Linked DNA regions of Homo sapiens: region 2 is linked to region 1. Evidence: read pairs that join two places in POLR2A ChIA-PET (ENCODE). Cell type or tissue: IMR-90. All regions are shown on one strand. Each heading gives the region's core, and the rest is flanking DNA. Links, peaks and the distances in the headings are about the cores only. Region 1 overlaps LOC100288254 (a long non-coding RNA gene). Region 2 has its middle 150 kb from the start of SMIM23.

The links. ChIA-PET counts read pairs that join two places held together with the same protein. Peaks named below come from ENCODE experiments on the same cell type or tissue, not always from the same donor. Only the 100,000 strongest peaks of a DNase experiment are listed, where the experiment ranks them.
Region 2: POLR2A ChIA-PET joins it to region 1 with 10 read pairs; 2 of 35 experiments call an interaction of 5 or more read pairs at or near these places.

Annotation. Positions count from the first base shown.
Region 1 is chr5:172,296,732-172,305,066 of GRCh38, reverse strand. LOC100288254 (a long non-coding RNA gene) reads right to left here. Exons shown (of 2, transcript NR_130933.1): 2 at 6,691-8,333. Among named protein-coding and RNA genes, the nearest start is that of UBTD2, 17 kb to the right of the region's middle. In IMR-90, for the core only: no CTCF peak of the experiment used is centred there; a DNase peak (open chromatin) is centred at 4,836.
Region 2 is chr5:171,627,119-171,635,453 of GRCh38, reverse strand. No RefSeq gene overlaps it. Among named protein-coding and RNA genes, the nearest start is that of SMIM23, 150 kb to the left of the region's middle. In IMR-90, for the core only: a CTCF peak has its summit at 5,197; no DNase peak of the experiment used is centred there; H3K27me3 peaks cover 3,557 bases.

The sequences.
Region 1 (8,335 bases), core at 28-8,027:
TGGGATTACAGGTGTGAGCCAACGCACCTGGCCAGTTTTGTCAAAGCTTTTTAAGTACATATGGGAATGATCATATGATTTTTCTTCTTAGATCTACAAATATGTTTAATTATATTAAAAGATTTTGCTGCTGGGCATGGTGGCTCATGCCTGTAATCCCAGCACTTTGGGAGGCTGAGGCGGGCAGATCACCTGAGGTCAGGAGTTCAAGACCAGCATGACCAACATGGAGAAACCCCATCTCTACTAAAAATACAAAATTAGCCAGGGTGGTGGCTCATACTGAGGAAGGAGAATCACTTGAACCCAGAAAGCGGAGGTTGCGGTGAGCTGAGATTGTGCCATTGCACTCCAGCCTGGGCAACAACAGCAAAACTCTGGGAAAAAAAAAAAAAAAAGATTTTGCAATATTGGACTCATCTCACATTTTCATTATTAACTCCACTTGGTCATGGTTTATCATTTTCTTAATGTGGTATTTGAATCTGTTTGCTAACATTTTATTTAACATTATTTATTTTTATTCTCAAAGGAGGTGATATTTAGCTTTTTTTTTTTTTTTTTTTTTTTTTGAGACAGAGTTTTTCTCTTGTTGCCCAGGCTGGAATGCAATGGCACAACCTCAGCTCACTGCAAACTCTGCCTTCCGGGTTCAAGGGATTCTCCTCCCTCAGCCTCCCAAGTAGCTGGGATTACAGGCATGCCCTGCCATGTCTGGCTAATTTTGTATTTTTAGTAGAGGTGGAGTTTCACCATGTTGGTCAGGCTGGCCTCAAATTCCTGACCTCAGGTGATCCACCCACCTCGGCCTCCCAACGTATTGGGATTACAGGCATGAGCCACTGCACCCAGCCAATATTTAGCATTTTAAAAAATGATACTGTGTCTGCTCTCTTTATCAGCTTAGGATATCAATGTCAACCTGCTTCATAGAATTTAGAAATTTCCCTTCATTTGGTCAAGGATACAAAAAAAAATCACCTTCATTTTCTCTTCTCTGGAATAATTTATGTAGTAATAGCCCTATTTATTTGTTAACCATTTTTATAAAATCCTCTTGTGAAACCATCTGAGCTTGGTGCTGATGTGAGTTAGTTCCTTGATAGCATGCCATATTTATTCCTTGAAATTGATTTAACTTTTCAGTGAGGTCGATTTTGTTCAACTATATTTTACTGAGATATTATCCATTTCATTAGGTTTTCAAATTTCTTTGCATAGAGGTGTGTGGTATGGTCTGAATATTTGTGTCCCTCCCCAAATTCTTATGTTGAAATTCTAACCCCTGAGGTGATGGTATTAAGAAGTGGAGCTTGGGAAATGATTAAGTCATGAGGGTGGAGCCCCATGAATGTTATGTCATCCTAAATAACAAACAGAGAGGGAGACTCTCTAAATCATATTTGGAAATGGGTGTTGCAATGGGAATATACCCACAATAGTAAACTACATGCATATTGAGGGAGGTAAAGGAAGACAAAAGTTTTTAAAGAAAAAATGAGAGGGATTACATAATTCTTTTGAGATAATTATCTTTGGCTAAAAGGATCAATAACAAGGGTGGCGTCAGTCCAAGTTTGGACAGGCAGTTGCTGGGCAGATGTCCTCGCAGAAGAATTATTTTGTGTAAGGTTGTGCCTTTGTGCACGGTCATGGGTTTTGCAGTCTTTTGTGATAGCTTTTGTTGTCAGGCCTTCATGGCCTTCCCGGCTCTGCATTTCGGGATTTTTTTTTTTTTTTAACACAAGTGACTCATTTTGATTCTGACAATATTCACAGGGATTAGTGCCCTTAGAAAGTCAGCTCAAAGGAGCTCTGTCACCTCTTCCACCATGTGAGGGCACAGGTAGAAGCCACCATCTATGAATCAGAAAACAGGTCTTTCACCAGATACCAAATCTGCTTGCCTTGATCTTAGGCTCCCAGCCTTCAGAACTGTGTGAAATAAATTCTGTTGTTTGTAAGCTACCCAGTTTACGGTATTTTGTTATAGCAGCCTAAATGGGCTAAGAGGTATGTGTGCACAGGAGTCTTTTATGACTGTCTGGCTTCCTCTGTAGTAATAGTCTCTTTCCCTTGCCATTTCTTATTCTGCATATTTGTGCTTACTCCTCCCCACGTATTTTTTAATTAAATTAGATCATGGCTTGACTATTTTCTGACTTTATTCAAAGAATCCGTATTTTGTTTTATTTTGATCTGCTGTTTTTCAGTTCTTGGCTTTATTGCTTTTTAGTTTTGTCTTTATTCTTTTCTTCCTTGTGTTTTCTTTTGTTTTTTATAACTTGAATTGGAAATGTAATTAATTTAAACCCAACTCATTGTTTAATTTTTATTGACATGGGTGTTTTATACATCTGTTAAACTAAATTTGGCCTAAGGATGCCTCCATACTTGAGTCCTTATGGAACAAACTGCAACCTAACTTAGTACATAAATTAACTAAAAGCCTAACTTAGGAGTATACTTTTGGAGCTAATATCTGAGTCTCAGCCAATCATAGCAGCCCAGCTTCAGTCAGTCGCAGCCCCCAGCTGAGGAGACCATGTTCAAATAAGGCAAATGCCCAGCTGTAATCAATAGAGCTGTCTCTGTACCTCCATTTTCTGTCCATAAACGCTGCCTGACCATATTGCAGGCTAGAGCTCTCTGAACCTGTTTTGGTTTTGAGGATTGCCTCATTTGTGAATTGTTTTTTGCTCAAATAAACTCTGCTAAATTTACTTTGAAGTTTTTCTTTTAACAGATTGGCATCGGAAGTGGGATCCAAAGTAAACCTCCATTGGCAGAGTGTGATGGCTCACATCTGTGATCCCAGCTCTTTGGGAGGCTGAGGCAGGCTGATCCCTTGAGGGCAGAAGTTTGAGATCAGCCTGGCAAACGTGGCGAAACCCCAGCTCTACTAAAAATGCAAAAATTAGCGGGTGTAGTGGTGCACGCTTGTAATCCCAGCTGTGTGGGAGGCTGAGGCATGGGAATCACTTGAACCCAGGAGGCGGAGGTTGCAGTGAGCCGAGATCACACCACTGCACTCCAGCCTGGGCCACAGAGCAAGACTCTGTCTCAAAAAAAATAAAATAAAATTGGAGTTCCCACAACCCCTCTCCTCAGGTTTGATAATTTGCTGGAACAGCTCACAGAACTCAGCGATAAGCTTTATTTACATATACCAGTTTACTATAAAATATATTATGTGCGGGTGCTGTGGCTCATGCCTGTAATCCCAGCACTTTGGGAGGCTGAGGCGGCTGGATCACTTAAGGACAGGAGTTTGAGACCAACCTGGCCAAAATGACAAAACCCCATCTCTACTAAAAATATGAGAATTAAGCAGGGCATGGTGGCATGCACTGTAATCCCAGCTACTTGGGAGGCTGAGGCATGAAAATCACTTGAACCTGAACCCAGGAGGCAGAGGTTCCTAGAGATCGCACCACTACACTCTAACCTGGGCGACAGAATGAGACTATGTCTCAAAAAAAAAAAAAAAAAAAAAAAAAGAGGCCAGGCGCGGTGGCTCACACCTGTAATCCCAGCGTTTTGCGAGTCTGAGGAGGGCAGATCACTTCAGGTCAGGAATTTGAGACCAGCCTGAGAGTGTGATGTTCCCCTTCCTGTGTCCATGTGTTCTCATTGTTCAATTCCCATCTATGAGTGAGAACATGCGGTGTTTGGTTTTTTGTCCCTGCGATAGTTTACTGAGAATGATGATTTCCAATTTCATCCATGTCCCTACAAAGGACATGAACTCATCATTTTTTTATGGCTGCATAGTATTCCATGGTGTTTATGTGCCACATTTTCTTAATCCAGTCTATCATTGTTGGACATTTGGGTTGGTTCCAAGTCTTTGCTACTGTGAATAGTGCCACAATAAACATACGTGTGCATGTGTCTTTATAGCAGCATGATTTATAGTCCTTTGGGTATATACCCAGTAATGGGATGGCTGGGTCAAATAGTATTTCTAGTTCTAGATCCCTGAGGAATCACCACACTGACTTCCACAATGGTTGAACTAGTTTACAGTCCCACCAACAGTGTAAAAGTGTTCCTATTTCTCCATATCCTCTCCAGCACCTGTTGTTTCCTGACTTTTTAATGATTGCCATTCTAACTGGTGTGAGATGGTATCTTATTGTGGTTTTGATTTGCATTTCTCTGATGGCCAGTGATGATGAGCATTTTTTCATGTGTCTTTTGGCTGCATAAAAGAGAGTAATTTTTTCCTGAAGTAGAATGGTTAGTTGTTCCAAATGAGAAGAGAAAAAGTATAGGAGCAAAACCTGAATGGATAAGAAGGTTGTAGGTGTGTGGAAGATGAATCTTGTGATATAAATTTTATGTGTGATGTAGGGAATTATTTAGAATGTTTTTCCTAAAAAACTGAGCATTAATAGCAAAACTAGAATTTGGCCTTCTCTGTTAAAACAACAAGGTTTTCTTAGAGTATTGGCCTCTGATCTTAACAGAAAATTGTTAACAATTTTTCTTTACCTTTTAGGTAATTGGCCTAGGGGAAAAAAAGATTCTGTGTCTTACCAAGAAATTTTCCTGTGCTTCAATTTTTTTTTTTTAAGAGACAGGGTCTCACTCTGTTGCCCAGGGTGGAGTACAGTGGCATATCATAGCTCATTGCAGCCTTGAACTCCTGGGCTCAAGCCATCCCCATGCCTCAGCTTCCCAAGTAGTTAGAACTACAGGTGCTCACTGCCACACCTGGCTACTTTTTTATTTTGTAAAGATGGGTCTCACTATGCTCGCCAGGCTTGTCTTGAACTCCTGGCCTCAACTGATCCTCCCACTTCAGCTTCCCAGGCTGTTGAGATTACAGGCATGAGTCACTGCAACCAGCCTTGTGTTGTCTTTATTGGGTTTTCGGTCACTTAAGAAAACTGAGAGATCAGAAAGTTGACTAAATACAGAAAGTTACATGGTTGTCAAAAAAAACCTTAGCTCCAAGCTAAGTGTATAAATGTTTTATACACTTGAGCTGAGGTTTTTTTTTTTTTTTTTACAGCTATGTAACTTTCTGTATTTGCCTTTGAAGCCTTTTAATTGTCACTTTGGTTAAATGAATGACTATTGTTCACAGTGACCTGTGAACCTATTTTGATCAAATGTTTTAAATCTTTGATATGTTTGACAAACTCCCCCAAAATCAAAATCTAAATGAAGTCTTTTTCTTGACCTTGAATTAACTTTGAATTTTTCCAGGTGGGCCTTTGGAATATCTCAGAATGATACCTTTCCTTATAAAAAGAGAGATATCACATGAATTGAGCCTATTAAATATATTAAATTATATGGGAAGCATTGCCAAATGATAAGTAATAGTAAACCTTCTTTGAATTATATTTGTATGGACGTGTTATTAATGTGTGTTTTAGAAATTATATGATATTTATAGAAATCAAATAGTCCTGGTAGAATGTTATCATTCATAATTTTAGTTATTATTTTAAAATGTTGCATGCAAGAGAAATAATCAAATTTTGTTGTGAATTGTATTAACATTGTAATTAACTTTAATCAGATCTTTAACCATTCACAAATGGTTAATCTTTGTAACTCACAAATGATTGTTTACTCTGGTACTTTCCTGAATTAAAGAAATAAGATTGGTGTTTAAGAGGGTATAAATCCAATGTGAAGCCTGGACCCACGAAGAGGCTGGATGGCTGCCTGGTAATTCCTGAGTCCTTAAATCTTCCATCATTAGGCCAGGCATGGTGGCTCACGCCTGTAATTCCAGCACTTTGGGAGGCTGAGACAGGCAGATTGCTGGAGTCCAGGAGCTCAAGACCAGCCTGGGCAACATGGAAAAACCCTATCTCTACAAAAAATACCAAAAAAAAAAAAAAAAAAAATTAGCTGGATCTGGTGGTACATGCCTGTAGTCCTAGCTACTTGGTGCTGAGGTGGGAGGATCACTTGAACCCAGGAGGTTGAAGCTGCAGTGAGCTGAGATCATGCCACTGTACTCCAGCCTGAGTGACAGAGTGAGACCCTATCTCAAAAAGTTTCCTGTTTTTGTTTTTTTTTTTTTGAGACGGAGTTTCACTCTTGTTGCCCAGGCTGGAGTGCAAGGGTGCAATCTCAGCTTGCTGCAACCTCTGCCTCCTGGGTTCAAGAGATTCTCCTGCCTCAGCCTCCCAAGTAGCTGGGATTACGGTGCCTGCCACCTGTAATTTTTGTATTTTTAGTAGAAACGGGGTTTCACCACGTTGGTCAGGCTGGTCTCGAACTCCTGACCTCAGGTGATCCGCCTGCCTAGGCCTCCCAAAGGAGCGATTATAGGTGTGAGCCACTGCGCCCGGCCAAAAGTTTCCATCATTAAAAGTTATGCCTGCCATAGCTCACCATGGAGTAGAAAAAAATGATATAAATTACAGAAAAAATATTGATGTGGTAACCAATGTTTGGTTTGTTAAACCCACAATTCTGTAAAGACAAAACTTCAGGTTTTGCTTCATTTCTGCTACTTGATGGGCCATTTGAACATTTTCAGAGGGATTTTATTCAATTGCCACCTTCAATGGGATATAAGTATGTTCTTGTAATAGTCTATGTTCTTTGGCTGAATAGAAGCTTTCCATGGAGGAAGGCCAATACTATTACAGTAGCTAAAAGTTTATTCAAAAATGTGTTTCCTTTATGGGGCATTCTTGGAGAAAAGAAAGCTCCACTGACAGAGATACCAATTTTACTCGGAAAGTTATAAAGCAATAAAATAAAGTGTTACAAACACAATGGCATTACCATTGTTGCTATCACCTTTAGTCTTCTGGAAAGGTTGAAAGGACAAATGGCATCTTGGAACTGAAACTGGCAAAGTTAAGTGAATTGACTGGATTGCCTTGGCTAACAGTATTACCATTGGCCTTGATGGCAATCAGATTCCCCTCTCAGTGGAAAATGTAACTTGACCCCTTATGAAACAGTCACTGGGCCGGGCATGGTGGCTCATGCCTGTAATCCCAGCACTTTGGGAGGCCGAGGAGGGCAGAACACCTGAGGTCAGGAGTTTGAGACCAGCCTGGCCAACATGGGGGTTTCAACCCCATCTCTATTAAAAATAAAAAATTAGCTGGGTGTCATGGCACGCGCCTGTAGTCCCAGCTACTCGGGAGGCTGAGGAAGGAGAATTGCTTGAACCTGGGAGGTGGAGGTTGCAGTGAGCCGGGATCGTGTCACTGCACTCCAGTCCTGGCGACAGAGCGAGACTCCATCTCAAAAAAAAAAGAAAGAAAGAAAAGAAACAGTCACTGGAAGGCCTATGCCCCTAAGAATAGAACCTCATGTATCTTCTACTCTTATAAACTCTGCTATGATTCAGTAGTGCAAGGCTTTAATGCATTATGCCAAAGCATACTTTCACTAGGTTAACAAAAAAAAAAAAAAAGGCAGGCCGGGCGCGGTGGCTCACACCTATAATCCCAGCACTTTGGGAGGCTGAGGCAGGCGGATCACGAGGTCAGGAGTTCAAGACCAGCCTGGCCAAGATGATGAAATCCCGTCTCTACTAAAAATACAAAAATTAGCCAGGTGTGGTGGCAGGCGCCTGTAATCCCAGCTACTTGGGAGGCTGAGGCAGGAGAATTGCTTGAACCTGGGTGGCAGAAGTTGCAGTGAGTCAAGATCACGCCACTGCACTCTAGCCTGGGTGATCAAGTGAGACTCTGTCTCAAAAAAAAAAAGAAAAAGAAAAAGAAAAAGAAAAAAAGGGGGGGCCTTCATGACCCACCAGCAGATGACAACTAGATTTCTCAGAGTCCAAAACTCAGCGATTGAGTCCTTTGGAAATGACACCAGAGAAAGACTGTCCTTGAACTCTATTGGAAGGGACCATAACAAGTTCTTCTCTGCCACAAAACTTCAGTGCTCTGAGACTTGGATCCACAACTCTCAACTCAAAGGAGCCCCTCAAGACTCCTGAAGCCGTACACCCGTGGGATTCGAGACTCCTGAAGCCGTACGCCCGTGGGATTCGAGACTCCTGAAGCCGTACGCCCGTGGGATTCGAGACTCCTGAAGCCGTACGCCCGTGGGATTCGAGACTCCTGAAGCCGTACGCCCGTGGGATTCGAGACTCCTGAAGCCGTACGCCCGTGGGATTCGAGACTCCTGAAGCCGTACGCCCGTGGGATTCGAGACTCCTGAAGCCGTACGCCCGTGGGATTCGAGACTCCTGAAGCCGTACGCCCGTGGGATTCGAGACTCCTGAAGCCGTACGCCCGTGGGATTCGAGACTCCTGAAGCCGTACGCCCGTGGGATTCGAGACTCCTGAAGCCGTACGCCCGTGGGATTCGAGACTCCTGAAGCCGTATACCT
Region 2 (8,335 bases), core at 178-8,177, 670 kb after region 1:
GGGACTGAGGTCTGCTTGCTGGCCCCTGCTAAATTTAGGTTGAGGGTGAGGGCAGAGCCAGGTAACTGAGAAGTGAGCATCCTCACTGTCTACAAAGTACTTTCACAACTTTTGTTTAAGCCCAAGGCAGATGCCATGGGAGCCGGTTGGAATGGAGGTAAAAGCACTGGGGTCAGACCCAGGGCTGAAGGTCCGGCAGTTCTACCCACTGAGCTGTGTGACCTTGGGCAAGTGACTGGCCCTCTCTGAGCCTCAGTGTTCTCAGCTATGAAATAGGGACAATAGCAGTACATATGCTGCACCTTCAATAATTATTTCACTTCTAAACTAGAAAATGGACTGTCACTTTGTGGAAGGGTTTTTTACTTTATAAAGGAAATTGCCACAGCACCCATGAACTTGACCTTCCATTTGTAATAATACCTGCAGTTTCTCAAGAGATTAGTTATTGCATGGACCCACAAAGAGACCTCCCACACCTAGAGAGGGCTTTCATCTGTATCCAACCCCCATCTGCAAATTCGGGATGTCAATAATAATTGCAAGCTCTCTGAGCTGTATGAAGACAAACTGAAAAGATACATGGGGTAGCAGTTAAGATGCTTTTGTTAGTAGAAAGACACAAGTAATAAAAACCTGGTCTCAAATTCAAGGGTGGCTTTAAATTTCCTTAAAATTTATGATCTCATGTAAGAGTTTCAGAGGCACAGTGGCTTCAGGGTGGGTTGGACCCATAGTTCAATGCTGTCATCAGAGTTTCTCCATCTCTCTGCTCTGTCATCTGCAATGATGGCTTCATTCCAAAAATCCAAACAAGATGGCACCAGAAGTCCCAGGCATCACATCCAAGTATAGCAATGTCCAGAAGAGGACCAAGTACCTTTTCCAGTAGCTCACTGGTAGAGGGGAGAAGACTATGTCTAGCAGCAGGTATGCTCTTGCCTCTGCTTAGATAGACTTAAGTTATCTGATGATTCCTGACGTGATTATTTGTCAAGGTACAAGGGATAGCCTGGAATTGGAGAAGGGTCAACCTCTTCCAAAGCATATGGCTCTGTAGTAGGGGGAATAACTTATGCAAAAAAGAAGAAAAAGAGTATCTTTGTTGGGTTCTTCTAGAAGCAGAACTTACACTTGAACTTCCTTATTTGGAAACACCAGCAGGAGAATGAGGAAGTGGGACAGAGGAGGAAAGACAGCTTTCATCAGGCCAGTTGCTACTGTGGGTAACTGCAGCTGAGGCCACTGAGAAACCTGGGAGATGATGTGGAACACACCTCGGAGGTAACCCGAACTAGGGCCAGGAAGCTAAGGTATTTCTCCACAGCACCCTGTTTATCCTGAGTTCAGGGATACTTCCTTCCAGTACATTAACCAGCACTTTAACGTTGCCCTGAGTTCAGACCTAGCAAGTTTCCACAGATAGAAAAAATCCCTGAGGCAGAGAATTGCAGGTGTTTGCAGATGGAGGTGAGGCAATGGGCGGGGCATCGACAGCATCTGAAACAGGAGGATGGAGCCTGGGTTGGCAGCCAGCAGCAGTAACCCTTTTCAGTTAGAGAAGACAGAGCCCATCTTCTTAGCATGACCAAGAGCAGGAGGCCCTTCTTGACACGAGCCACACGATGTCCAGGACATATTTGTCACTTGAACAATAGAATTTTTCATAAACTCCTCAAAGGCCCAAGGTCTCATCTCATCACATGCAGACTGACAAATCCTTCCAGATCTTTCCTCTGTGTTCCTAGGTCGTCTCTCCTGGGAGTGCCCTTGAAATCACTGGGATTCTAAAACAAAGAAAATAACACTACTACTAATAATAACAATAATAGCAGAGGCTACCAGTTTGCGCACCTACAAAAGTCCAGGAATTATGTTTCCATGTATCTTATTTAACCCTCACAGCCACCCTGTGAGGTGGGTCATGTTATCATCCCCATTCCATAGATGAGAAAATTGAGAAACAGAGAAGGGACTGGCTTAGCTAAAGTCATAAAGGAATGGCGGAGGTGAATCTCAGCACAGGCAGCCAGTGGGCTCATAAGAAGTGCTGAGCAGGGCCTGGTGCAGTGGCTCACACCTGTAATCCCGGCACTTTGGGAGGCTGAGGTGGCCAGATCACTTGAGGTCAGGAGTTTGAGACCTGCCTGACCAACATGATGAAACCCCATCTCTACCAAAAATACAAAAATTAGTCAGGCATGATGGCAGGTGCCTGTAATCCCAGCTACTCAGGAGACTGAGGCAGGAGAATTGCTTGAACCCGGAGGCCGAGGTTGCAGTGAGCTGAGATTGCACCACTGCACTCCTGCCTGGGCGAGAGAGTGTCTCTGGAGGCAGCAAAGAGGGTCCAATGAGCGCTGGAGCGCCACGTGAGCCTCCTTCTAGGCTGCGAAAGCATGTAGTAGGTTCAGTAACAATTGGTTGAATAAAAAAAAGTCTCCATAAATGTTATGGGGTGAGTTCCCCCATTTTAGGAATAAGGAAATGGAAGGGGATAAAAGTTCAAATCCAAGAACACTCTAAAGGAGCTAGGATTGAAACCAAGGTCTCTCTGACCTCAAGCTCTTTTCCACCACACTGTGGGGTCTGTGGTTGTGTACTGGCTGTTGAGACCAGAACCACAGGGACCAGCTGACTGTCTTGCGGTGGCTGAGAGCTGAGGCCTTGGCTCTGGCCACCACACTGTCCCTGCCCACCGTGGATCCTAAAGGGCTGTGGGAGGGAGGGTTTGGGCCCTTGCTGCCCAACTGAAACACAGTGTGAACCGCAAGTGCAAGCCACATACATAAGTTTTAATTTTCCAGTAGCTACATTAGAAAAGTAAAGAGAAACTGGTAAAAATAATTTTATTATATATTTTGCTTAACTTAATATATATCCACATATTATAAATTTAGTGTATAGTCGATACAAAACATGACAAATGAGTTTTCTTTCTTTCTAATTTTTTTAAGGATTTCAAATCCAGTGTGCATTTTATACTTACAGCACATCTCCATTTGAAGTAGCCATACTTCAAGTGCTGAACAGCCACTAGGCTGGGCAAGTTTGGATGATTCAGAGAAAACTTTGCCCTTCCCACTCTCCTCTCGTTCACCTCCTACACACATGCCACACACGAAAAATCAAATCAATATACATACATACATAACGTTTTATATATATATATATACACATATATATATATAATATATTTCTCAAAATGACAAGAGTATAGAGCTAGAGAACAGGCTGGCGATTGCCAGTGGTTAGGAAGAAGAGGAGAGATGAGCGGGTGTGATCCTCCAGGGTATCCCGAGGGAAATCATGATGATGATGGAATAGTTCTGTGTCTTGATTGTGGTGGTGGTTACACAGATCATCAACATGGGATAAAATGACCTAGAACTATACACACAGACTGCACTCACGTCAATATCCTGACTTTGACATTGTACTAGAGTTATGTAAGATGCCACCATCGGGAAAAACCAGATGAAGGGTACATAGGAATTGTCTGTATTATCTTTGCAGCTTCCTATGAATTTATATTTATTTCCAAACTAAAGGCTTAAAAAACAAAAAGAACAGAAAAGAAAAAGGAAACAACCTAAATGTCCAAAAATACGAGATTTTGGTTAAATGAACTATGCTGTCAGTCACTTTACATATACATTTTATTGTGTATACATTATATTTTATTTATTTATTTATTTTGAGATGGGGTCTCACTGTGTCATCCAAGCTAGAGTGTAGTGGCACAATCTCGGCTCGCTGCAACCTCTGCCTCTCCGGTTCAAGTGATTCTTGTGCCTCAGCCTCCCAAGTAGCTGGGACTACAGGTGCACACCACCATGTCCAGCTAAATATTGCATTTTTAGTAGAGCCAGGGTTTCACCATGTTGGTGTATATACATTTTATTGTACATTGCCGTACAATGAAATGATTCTGAGCCATTTAGAATGATCAAGAAAACCACATAGGCAGACAAAGAAAATCGGAATACACGACAGCATATCCTGTAAGATTTCCTTGTTGTAACTAGGTTTGTGTGTGCACCAGACACACGAAAGTCTGATAGGATAAGACACAATGTTAGCGGTGGTTATCTCTGGGTGACTTTCGTCTTTTGAACTGCCCAATGTTTTATGATGCACATGTATTACTTTAGTAATCAGGGAGAATATGCTATTTCTATGTTGGGGAAAAAAAAGAAAAGTGTAAGAAAGTGGCCGAAGGGCAGCAGATTGTGTGGCCATGCCATCGTTCTATCCCGAACGCAGCTCCATGAAGGTGTGCAAAGGGAGGCCAGCAAAGAAGTTCTCCCAGGGGAAGGGACAGTGAAATATGTGCTTTGCTTTCTGGCAGGAACCAAACAAAAGGAGATGGAGTGATTCAGACCAAAGGCCACAGCACGTCAGGAATAAAACAGCACCTGGTATATTACAGTCCCAAAACACGTGTGTGGACTAGGGGTGGGGATGTGTAAAAAAAAAAAGAGAAACTGGTTGCTGAATCTGGGTAGGAATTCAGCTATGAGCGCTCTCTGTCTCTCTCTCTCAAATAGTCTTTGGTACTTTTGCTCTGTCATCATTTCTGTTAAGAGAAGCACCTGGTTTTATATTTGCAACCACAAGCTCAAAATGCCTTTCTGCTGGGTTTGTCTACATCTGGGCCCAGGGAGGCCACAGCCCCTGAGTAAATCACCCTGAAGGCTCAGCCAGGGACCTGGATGAGCAGAAATTTCTGTGAAGGTTGGGGTGGCAATTAGGACTTGCATGAATAATCCAGACAACAATCACCAGGGTAATTAATATTTCTTTTATTTTAAAGAATTTACTGTGCCCCAGACACTGTCTGTCGCTGCTCTGCATTACTTTCTAAAATTGGTATTGCTCCGTTTTACAGATAAACTGAGGACTAGGGGAGGTAACCAGCTGAAGGTCATGCAGCTAGTCCTGGATGGAGCCAGGGGGGCCCCAGTCCCGTCTGTCCCCAAAGCTACGTTCTTTCTACACGGGGCCTTGGGTGGTCCCCTTCATTTTCCTTGGGGACACGAGGATAAACGGAGGAAGGCAGAGTTTGCACAGAACCTTGTGGCTCCCCTCGAGGGTAGACATCTGCTGGTGCCACCCGAATGGCCACTCCTGACGGAGCGGGTCCCAGGATGGCGAGGCTGCGCGGGCTGGGACGGGATCTCCTGCGCACAGGCTCCCCCTTATGGAAATGAGGGAGACGCCGCTGCAACTCCAACCTGCCGCTCCACCCAGACAGAGGCGCTGGGAAGGGCTGCCCACGCCCACCCAGCCCTGCGCCTGGATGACGGCCCGCCCCGGGCTTCCTGCTCGGAGCGCGCTCTGGCCCCTAGAGCAGGCATCTTCTTTGGCGTTCCACTCGAGGACGTGTTCTTGAATCCACACGCTACTGAATGTTGATAAATAAAATAACATAAGCTGACAGAGGCCTGAGAAGAAGCGATGATATTTACAATGGGCTTCTCAGGGAGCTTTTCCTGTTTCGACACCAGAAGGAAAACATCCTTGCTTTAAAATATATATAGCATGTGTAATGTTTTATTTCCTAGGATGGCTGAGAACTGCTTTCTAACCATAGAGCTTTGGTTGAATTCTGTTCCCTCCGTGAGCCTCAGCGCCCTCATCTGTAAGATGGGTGTGATGACACTGATCTCATAGGATGGTTGTGACCTGTGCCCATAAAGGGCTTTAGGTCCTTCTGGGAATCTTACAATTCCAGTGCTCATTCACTTACTCAGTAATTAAGCCACTCAAAAAAAGTGTTTACCCAGCACCCACTATGTGCCAGGCACAATGAGGAAATCAGACAGGGGCCCTCTGTGTCTTTAAAAACAAGGGTGAGGCCTGGCTGCCAGGAGGCACGCAGGAAATGGAGGAAGCCCTCGGGGAAGGGAGGACAGAGAGAAGGAGCGACCACGTGATTTCCCTGACCTGCAGCCCACTGGGTCAGCTGGACCGGGAGCCAGGACACCTGACTCTAACTTGGTCCCTATTTCTCTGTGACCTTGTCCTCTGCTCCTCCCTCCCTCTCTCTGAGCCTCCATTCACCCACCTGCAAAATGGAGGAGCAGAAGGGAACGCCTGGTGGAGGTGCTGTGATTTGACCAGCCAAGCCTCCTTTGGATTAAAAGACAGCCCTGCTTCAGACTGTCCCCCATCCCTGTCCTCCATGGTCGTCCCCCCATCATGGTGCCCCCATGGGGTCCTCTTGCCTGTTCTCCCTGAGCCCTAGAACACTGTCCCTGCTCTTTAGACGTAGGCAGGGTTGGGCAGGGGGACCTGGCTCTGTAATCTGAACCTCAGTTTCCTCATCTATAAAAGGATTTGTAAAAGGGATCCTTGGTGGTTTGATTCTGAGGATTTAACAATAAGGACTCCAAAGTGCAAGGGTGGGAGAGTGCTTTGTAGCCATCCATGCCCTCCACAGATAGACAGTCCTGTTGATCTTATTATCTGGGGCATCCCTGTGGAAGCGCGTCCTCTGGGGTGGGCTTTGAGGGGATGGGAAATGAAGAGATTCAGCTGTAGGGCTTGCCAAGTAAATACCCCTAGACTTCCTGAAGGAGGAGATTCCAGAGCAGGCTGCTGGGATGAGAATGAGTTTGCAAATTGAGTGGCAGGGCTGTCAGTGTGGGGAGGGGGATATTCCACGTGGAGGAAACTGAGTATACAGAAGTTCGTGTATTGAAATAGCCTGGAGGCTGGCTTTGATCCTAATAAGGGAAGATCTTCAAGCTAGTATTCTGCGCGGGAGGGCAGCCAACATGGGGGTTTGGGAAGAGGAGGCTGGTAAGGCAGGCAAGACACCCTGGGCATGAAGGGCTTTGGATGCCAAGACCTTTGGGACTTTGGATTTCAGACCAAGGGAAGCCATGCTTGTGTAACTTGGGCGGAGCAGAGAGGGGAATTGAAGCGGGAGAGACCAGGGTGGCAATAATCCAGTGGGGAGAGAGAGTGAGAGCTGGCTGCGGTCAAGGCTGTGGGGATGTGGAAAAGGGAAAGTATTTGAGAGATGTTCCCGAGATGGCCCCAACGGGGCTGCATGATGGATTGACTGTGGGGCGTGAGGCAGAGGGAAGATCTTACCATCTAGCTGGAGGGCCCAGACAGACACCCGGGAACAAGAGTGAAGTAGATGAGAGAGAGGATAATTAAGTGCTAAATTGTGCAGCTTAATTTATTGTCTGGATAGTTGCCTTGTACTATAAACCCCGTTGCTCTAATGAGCTCATGACATCAGTCAGCAAGGAAAGTATGCCTAACGCATTGCCCATCACACTGGGGCCATCTGTGGGCACTGCCCAGATGCCTATCTGGACAGACACTCTGGCTGCCAGGCTTCTGGACTCAGTTTGCAATTGAGGGTACCAACAAGTGCCAGGCCAGGGCACCTCTGGCAAAATCCCTTCCTTAGAAGCTTCAGAATCCAAAAGGCCAGGGACTCCCAGGGGTTTAGTTCCAAAGAGGAAGGAAGGAGGCACAGAGTTGGAACTTCACTGTAATGCAAGAGCATGGGTCCTGCCCCAGGGTCCAGGGGAGTTGGATTCACATCTAGCCCCCTTCCTGCTTATGTGACCTTGGGCTGGCCTCCAACCCTTCTGAGCCATTCATTGTCTTATCTGTGAATTCAAGCAAGCACCCAGAAAGTGTTCTGTGAACCTCAGTTATCATGAAAAGATTCTCCCAGTTGAGGCCGGGCATGGTGGCTCACACCTGTAATCCCAGCACTTTGGGAGGCCGAGGCGGGTAGATCACAAGGTCAAGAGATTGAGACCATCCTGGCCGACATGGTAAAACGCTGTCTCTACTTAAAATACAACAAATTAGCTGGGTGGTGGCATGCGCCTCTTAGTCCCAGCTACTTGGGAGGTTGAGGCAGAAGAATCACTTGAACCTGGGAGGCGGAGTGTGCAGTGAGCCGAGATTGTGCCACTGCACTCCAGCCTGACAACAAAGTGAGACTCTGTCTCAAAAAAAAAAAGATTCTCCCAGTTGAAAAAGATGTTGAAAACAATAGGTATGTAAGAGCACCCACCTTACTTACTTCTCATGGACCACATCCCAGGCCTGGAGCTCCTGGGGATGCAGAGAATTTATTCTGTCCACCTACACTGGAGGGGAGAAGACAATTCACCCTTGATTCTATTACTCCGTTTATTGAGTCTTTTAAAGAGATTTTCAGTGTGTGATAAAGAGAGAGGGGTTTGTCTTGGTGAAAACCAGAGGCTTTTTGAAGAAAATGCACCCCAAACAGGCCTTGGATAATAGTCTAGACTTTCTTGCCAGAGAAATAGCCCCTTGCACTTGCTCTTCTTAA